Regions from separate parts of the Homo sapiens genome. Here region 1 is linked to region 2. A link is a contact called in ENCODE Hi-C or POLR2A ChIA-PET data. All regions are on one chromosome and are shown on one strand. The core of a region is the stretch at or near the end of the contact, and the rest is flanking DNA. Distances in the headings are between cores, read along the strand shown.

What was found. Hi-C counts contacts between places; a loop is a spot of excess contacts on that map. ChIA-PET counts read pairs that join two places held with the same protein, here RNA polymerase II (POLR2A). Pooled maps may share reads with other maps.
Region 1: a pooled map shows a loop between it and region 2 (3-fold over the local background). The contact joins two enhancer-like sites. A Hi-C loop is called at or near these places in 1 of 168 maps with a recorded cell type or tissue (sciatic nerve) and 4 of 50 pooled maps. POLR2A ChIA-PET finds 5 or more read pairs at or near these places in 1 of 52 experiments (A673).

The regions. Positions count from the first base shown.
Region 1 is chr13:30,113,774-30,116,473 of GRCh38, reverse strand. No RefSeq gene overlaps it. Among named protein-coding and RNA genes, the nearest start is that of LINC00365, 6.2 kb to the right of the region's middle. RefSeq lists a silencer at 1,331-1,680. Within about 2 kb of position 1,338, at least 26 of the 41 ENCODE cell types and tissues checked have a DNase peak (open chromatin) inside an H3K27ac peak, as active enhancers do.
Region 2 is chr13:30,864,405-30,867,104 of GRCh38, reverse strand. No RefSeq gene overlaps it. Among named protein-coding and RNA genes, the nearest start is that of LINC00545, 17 kb to the left of the region's middle. Within about 2 kb of position 1,269, at least 29 of the 41 ENCODE cell types and tissues checked have a DNase peak (open chromatin) inside an H3K27ac peak, as active enhancers do.

The DNA.
Region 1 (2,700 bases), core at 89-2,588, 750 kb after region 2:
GGAGACCCACCATCTGTCTTAGCTTCTCTGCCTCTCCCGGTTTTACAAGAGGTGGGAAACCCAGGCCCAGAGGGACACAACCCAACCTTGCTGATTTGGTCTACAAAGGATCTGTCAATTTACTTTGCAAAGTAAGTCATTGGTATTTACTTTCTCCTCCTCCTCCTTCTTTTGCCGTCCATTCAGAAATGTCTGAATGATCACTGCTGCGTCAGCCTCTGTGAAATTCAACTCTGTACACAATCAACAGAACAGATGTCCACACAGAGTAAGTTACAAGAGGGAGTCCATATCACAAAGCTAACTGCCTGACTTAGATGGCTGAAATTCCCAGGCATTTCCACATTTATACATTGTATTCGGGGAATAAAACAAAAGGCTGCTGCTAAGGTCTGAATGTTTGTGTCCTCTCAAAATTCACGTTAAAACTGAACTCCCAAGGTGATGGCATTAGCAGGCAGGGCCTTTGGGAAGTGATTAGGTCACCCTGATGAACGGGATTAGTGCCCTTATAGAAGAGATCCCAGGGAACGCTCTTCCTCCTTCTCCCAGGTAAGGACACAGCTAGGAGGCACCATCTATGAACCGGAGAGCAGGCTTTCCCCAGACACTGAATCAGCTGGCACCTTGATCTGGGACTTCCCAGCCCCAAGAACTGTGAGAAATCAGTTTCTATTGTTTATAAGCTACCAGTCTAGGGTATTTTGCTATAGCAGCCTGACTATAGCAGCTGGATTAGGATTGCCATTTAGAGTTATAAGCTTTTTCAGATGTTCATATAAAGACATTTTACTTATCATTTGTTTTCATTAAATTAAGTAAATAAAAATTTTTAAAGTTACTCAAACTGTGTTCTATGGTGCTTTAATTTAACTTTCTTATTCATTACCCTACTTATTCATTCCTTATTCCAGATAAAAGCCTTTGTGAAGGTCAGTGTTATGTATTTAATATATTTAAGAAAACGTTGCATTTATAACTCATTCATTCCTTGCCAAAGTATCCGTGGTTCCAGGAGAAAGAGCCAACGCGGCTATATTTGCCCCGCAGACAAGTAAGTGTTTCGTTGCCATTGGGTTCACGACATGCAGGTGCATAACATTCTCTGCCTGCACTTTCCGGGCCTTACTTACCATTCTTCCTTTCTATCGCATCTCCTTTCTTTCATTCCTTAAGCCTGTGGGAATCCTGCCACCAAGCCCTCTGATGGGAAAATGCGTCCACTGTTTTCTTTAGCTGAAAACTACCCCTAAACTACTGAAGGGGAAAGCCCAGCGCTGGGGAACCGGTGTCCGCCAGGGGGAGCCGTGGTTTCTGTCTGGGGACGCAGCGCTCCGGGCCAGCACCTGGCTGCGACGGCTGCGCGGGGACGCAGTGCGCGCGCCTCACGCGCCGCGAGCTGACTCAGGCTTGCAGGTTGCAGCGGCGCTCGCCTGCCTGGGCGCTGCGGCTCGCGGGGTGCCGGCCTGCAGCCAGGGGCACGGGGCCTGGCGCAGAGCCAGGCGACGAGCGACGGGGGCTTGAACCAGCTTGGGCCCCGCGACCTGCCCCGGCCGGGGGTGGACGGCGCGGCGCCGGGCAGCGAGCACCTGGGCGGGGACGCGCTCGGTGAACGGGGTCACAGAGTCACTAATGGCTCCCGCCACCCCCGCCGCCGCCGCCGCCTCCCGCAGCCGCCCGCGCGGCGGAGGAAATGGACCTGCCAGAGGATTGATCTCCCTGGGAAATGGCTGCGTCGGCGCTGCGGTTCCAAGGAGTCTGGCAGCCTCGCTGCAGTGTCCTTCCAGAGCCATCCCCTGCAGCCCTCGTGCCTCTCTGCCCTTTTTTTCCTCTTACAAAAACAAAATGTTTCTAAATTTCCAGCCAGGGGGCCCTATCCTCAATAGATCTGTCATTCACTGGGGCCCTTGAAATCATGGGTCATTGCAAGCAATTTTCTAAACTTCGTTTTTAGCTGGGGAAACTCCCCAGGGTCTGTGGTCAAGGGAGAGCAGGGGTATTTAAAAGCTGACCCTTGTAACCCACTGCTCTCCCTTCTCCTTTGAAGATAAAGGGAGGGCGGGGTTCTGAACACTGACTCGAGGAAGTTTGGGAATTCTCGTGCCCACGTTCCTGCTAAGGAGTGGCTAGTGGAGCGTGAGAGCAGTTACTGTGAGCCAGACCCGTGCTAAGCCCCACATTGAAGGCATTTCGTGCTCCAAGGAATCCGATCACTCTCATTTTACAGAGGACAAAATCAGGGCTCAGCGAGGCCTGGTCATTTGCCAAAGCTTACACACCTAGGCTCTGCCAGAGGCACCCTTGTCACTTAACTCCCCGACTGAGTCCCCTTAACCTCCACCCAGAGAGGAGAGGTTCCCGGAGTGGTTTAAGAGATAACAACTCCCCTATTGACGGGGGCGAGGAGTAGGCAAAGTGGGATCCCCAAGCCATTGCCAGAGACTTCCGGGTTCAAGAGTGGTTCAAGAGTCCTTGTGTACAAAAAGAGCAGATAAAGAGTTTGCTTCAGGCACTCTCAGCATCAAAGTCACCTAACATTTGCCCAGCTTAGGGGGTGGGGGGAGTTTGGGGGGTATATCAGTTTGCTAGGCATAGTATAATATCATAGACTGGGTGGCTTAGACAACAGACATAGATGTTCTCACTGTTCTGGAGGCTGGACGTCCGAGATAAAGATGTAGTCCGGGCGTGTTTCTCCAG
Region 2 (2,700 bases), core at 20-2,519:
CTGAGTCACATGTTGATTTCTACCTAATGAAAAATCCAGAGCAGGCTGGAGTCTGACAGATAGAGCCCGATTCGCTATTTACTCTGGTGCTAATCACAATCATGTTTACAGGAAAATGCCCTCATCTGCTTCCAGCAGCTCCAGCCACTCAGCCATGTGAGCGCTGTCTTCAAAGTCAATTGCCTGTCATTTTGCTGATTTATGTTGAGCAACTGCAAGGACCCCTCGAGGTATTTGTAGCTAGCTTGATGATTCCCAGCTTATAAAGTGGCAGTGGGCAGAGCATTTCAGTTCAAATTCCCATCAAGACAGAATTTAAATCCCCAGCCCTGCTGCTCATATTTGCAATGTGAGCACTTTAGATAAGCAGAAACCATCAAACCCTAAATGCTGGGGGAAATACAACCTGGATTTCTTCAAATGGAGCCTAAGCCCAAATCTTCTTTCAGACCTTGGATAGGAAAGTGATTCTAACAGTTTTTAAAAGAGTGATCACATATGCTTTTTCCCAAGAAGTATTAACGACTGAGGCAAGACGGGCACTATCAGATTAGATTGGAGAAGCCGGGAAACGAATTTCCCTCACCGCCTGCCTGGATTCTTAACGTTTCAACCAGCAGAATCTAATTTCTTTGGAATTACTTGCCCTCTAACAGAAGTTTTCTTTTTAAAATGAAAATATTGCCGAAAAGGGAGACCTATTAAATTACTAACCCATTAGCTTCTGGTTTAGCTTCAATCTTAGAGAAGCCCAATTCCTTCTAAACCTGTCTCGCCCTACACTGAAAGTGCTGGAGGTGCAGATCTCAGTGCACTGGCCTTGGCTGCTGAGATTCAGGGAGGTTAGATGGCGGGTAGAGTCACCCATGCGCTGTGGGATGGGGGTCCCTTCCATGCACTCTCCTGGCAAGTCCTGAACCACCAAAGGTGTAAGTGGATGTATTTTTCAGGTTCTCCCTTACAGCACTTTGAAGTCAAACACAAGATTTAAGGATTGCTCACAGCCTGCATTTTCTGTATTTCTGCATTTCTTGTTCACTCAACGTCTCAGGTATTTAATTACATACTCACTGTTAGGGCTCAGGGAAGCTGTTTAGAGGTTCAGCTCAGCCCCTTCGGGTCACAAAACTGAAATACAGTGACTTCCCCAAAGTCAGCAAAGCTCAAGGATCCTTAAGAACCCAGACATGTGAGATACTGAGTAATCCAAACTGAGGCCAACTCCAAAAAAGGGCTCCATTGACTCATCTTTCGGTCATCTCGCTCCAGCTCTCACTTAGAGAAAGTGCGTATTTCTTCCATTTAGAAAAGACTGCTCACGCTTTCCATGTCATTACATTTCTTTATTCCTCTCTTTATATTCCAGCTGCCTTTCTTCGTGTTTTTTGTCACTTGCCCTATTTAGCCATCTCCAAACTAGCTACCTGCCTCCGTGCCATGGAGCATGCTTTTCTGCAGCTCGGCCTCACGATTCTAGGCCAGCTTTTGCACCCCCTACCCCCTCCATGCTTATAAAACTGGGTTCCCTGCTCCCTTTCTGTGTGCTGTTATGCTTCAGAAGCGCCACTGGGTGGCAGTGTCTCAGAGCAGTCCTGGGCCCTGCAACGTGGCTTTGGGCTGGGCTGCTGGTTGCTTGTCTGTTACAGCACAAACAGGCCTGTGTGGACAGGCAGAGCAACGAGACAGCCACAGTGGTGCTCTGGAAAGGATGAGTATTAGATATTAAGGAAACGAGGGACAGAGGTCTGCGTACTGTGTCCTTTCGGAGCTTGCACTAGCCACAAGGCTGACATCTGCCGTCATTCTAACAAAGGAATCTCAAATCCTGAGGCTGTTTGGGAGGTGTCCTTGAAAAGAATGACTATAACCCTTTGCCCTCCCTGTTTTGATTTTCAGCCTACCATTGGGCCCTGATTCATCCATAAAAACAACAACCAAAAAATAAAAAAAAAAGGCAATCCCCGTGAGCATTGTGTGTTTGCTGGACAGGATAGTAATGGCTTAATCCTTCTAATGGCTTTGGTCACTGCAGGATATTAGCTATTAGAAGGGTCTGTTTAAAAGGGGGTGGTGGGGGAAGGTAGGGCCATCTGCTGATTATAGCATGCATGAGGAATGAAGGGAACATTTAAAGAGACACCGTCCATTGATTTAGACACAAATAATTAGTTTGTAGTTGAAAAGGCATATTTAGGGCTTGAATTTTAGTATCTGAATCATTTGCTTAAAGTGCAAATGTGATGTCTCAGACTGGAGATGATCCCAGGAACTATTTGATTCCACCTTTCATGCTTTTTGTAAAGAACTTCTCCGGAGACTAAAAGGAATGTGGCCTGAAATGCATCAACATTGACGTCATGGCTTGGAGTCTGTGGAAGTCAAACCAAATGTTTTTATTATAAACAGGTCAGCCCAGGACCAAACTGTGAAGTACATGTTTGATTTCCATGTGTCCCACCCCCAGCCCCAGCCTTGGCCTCTGCACAGAAAATAGTTCCCAACATCCCACCAGGTGGCCCAGCCCCCTCCTCACTGACTCCCCACTTCACCTTCCCTTCCAGGCCTGACAGCAAACTAAAGCAAAAGAAATCTTCCCAAGGATCGTGGCATATTAGGAAATGAATGCACGCTCTCCATTCAGGAAAGCTGGGGGCAGGCCAACCTCACCTCCCAAACGGGAAAAGCCTAGACTAGAGGTGA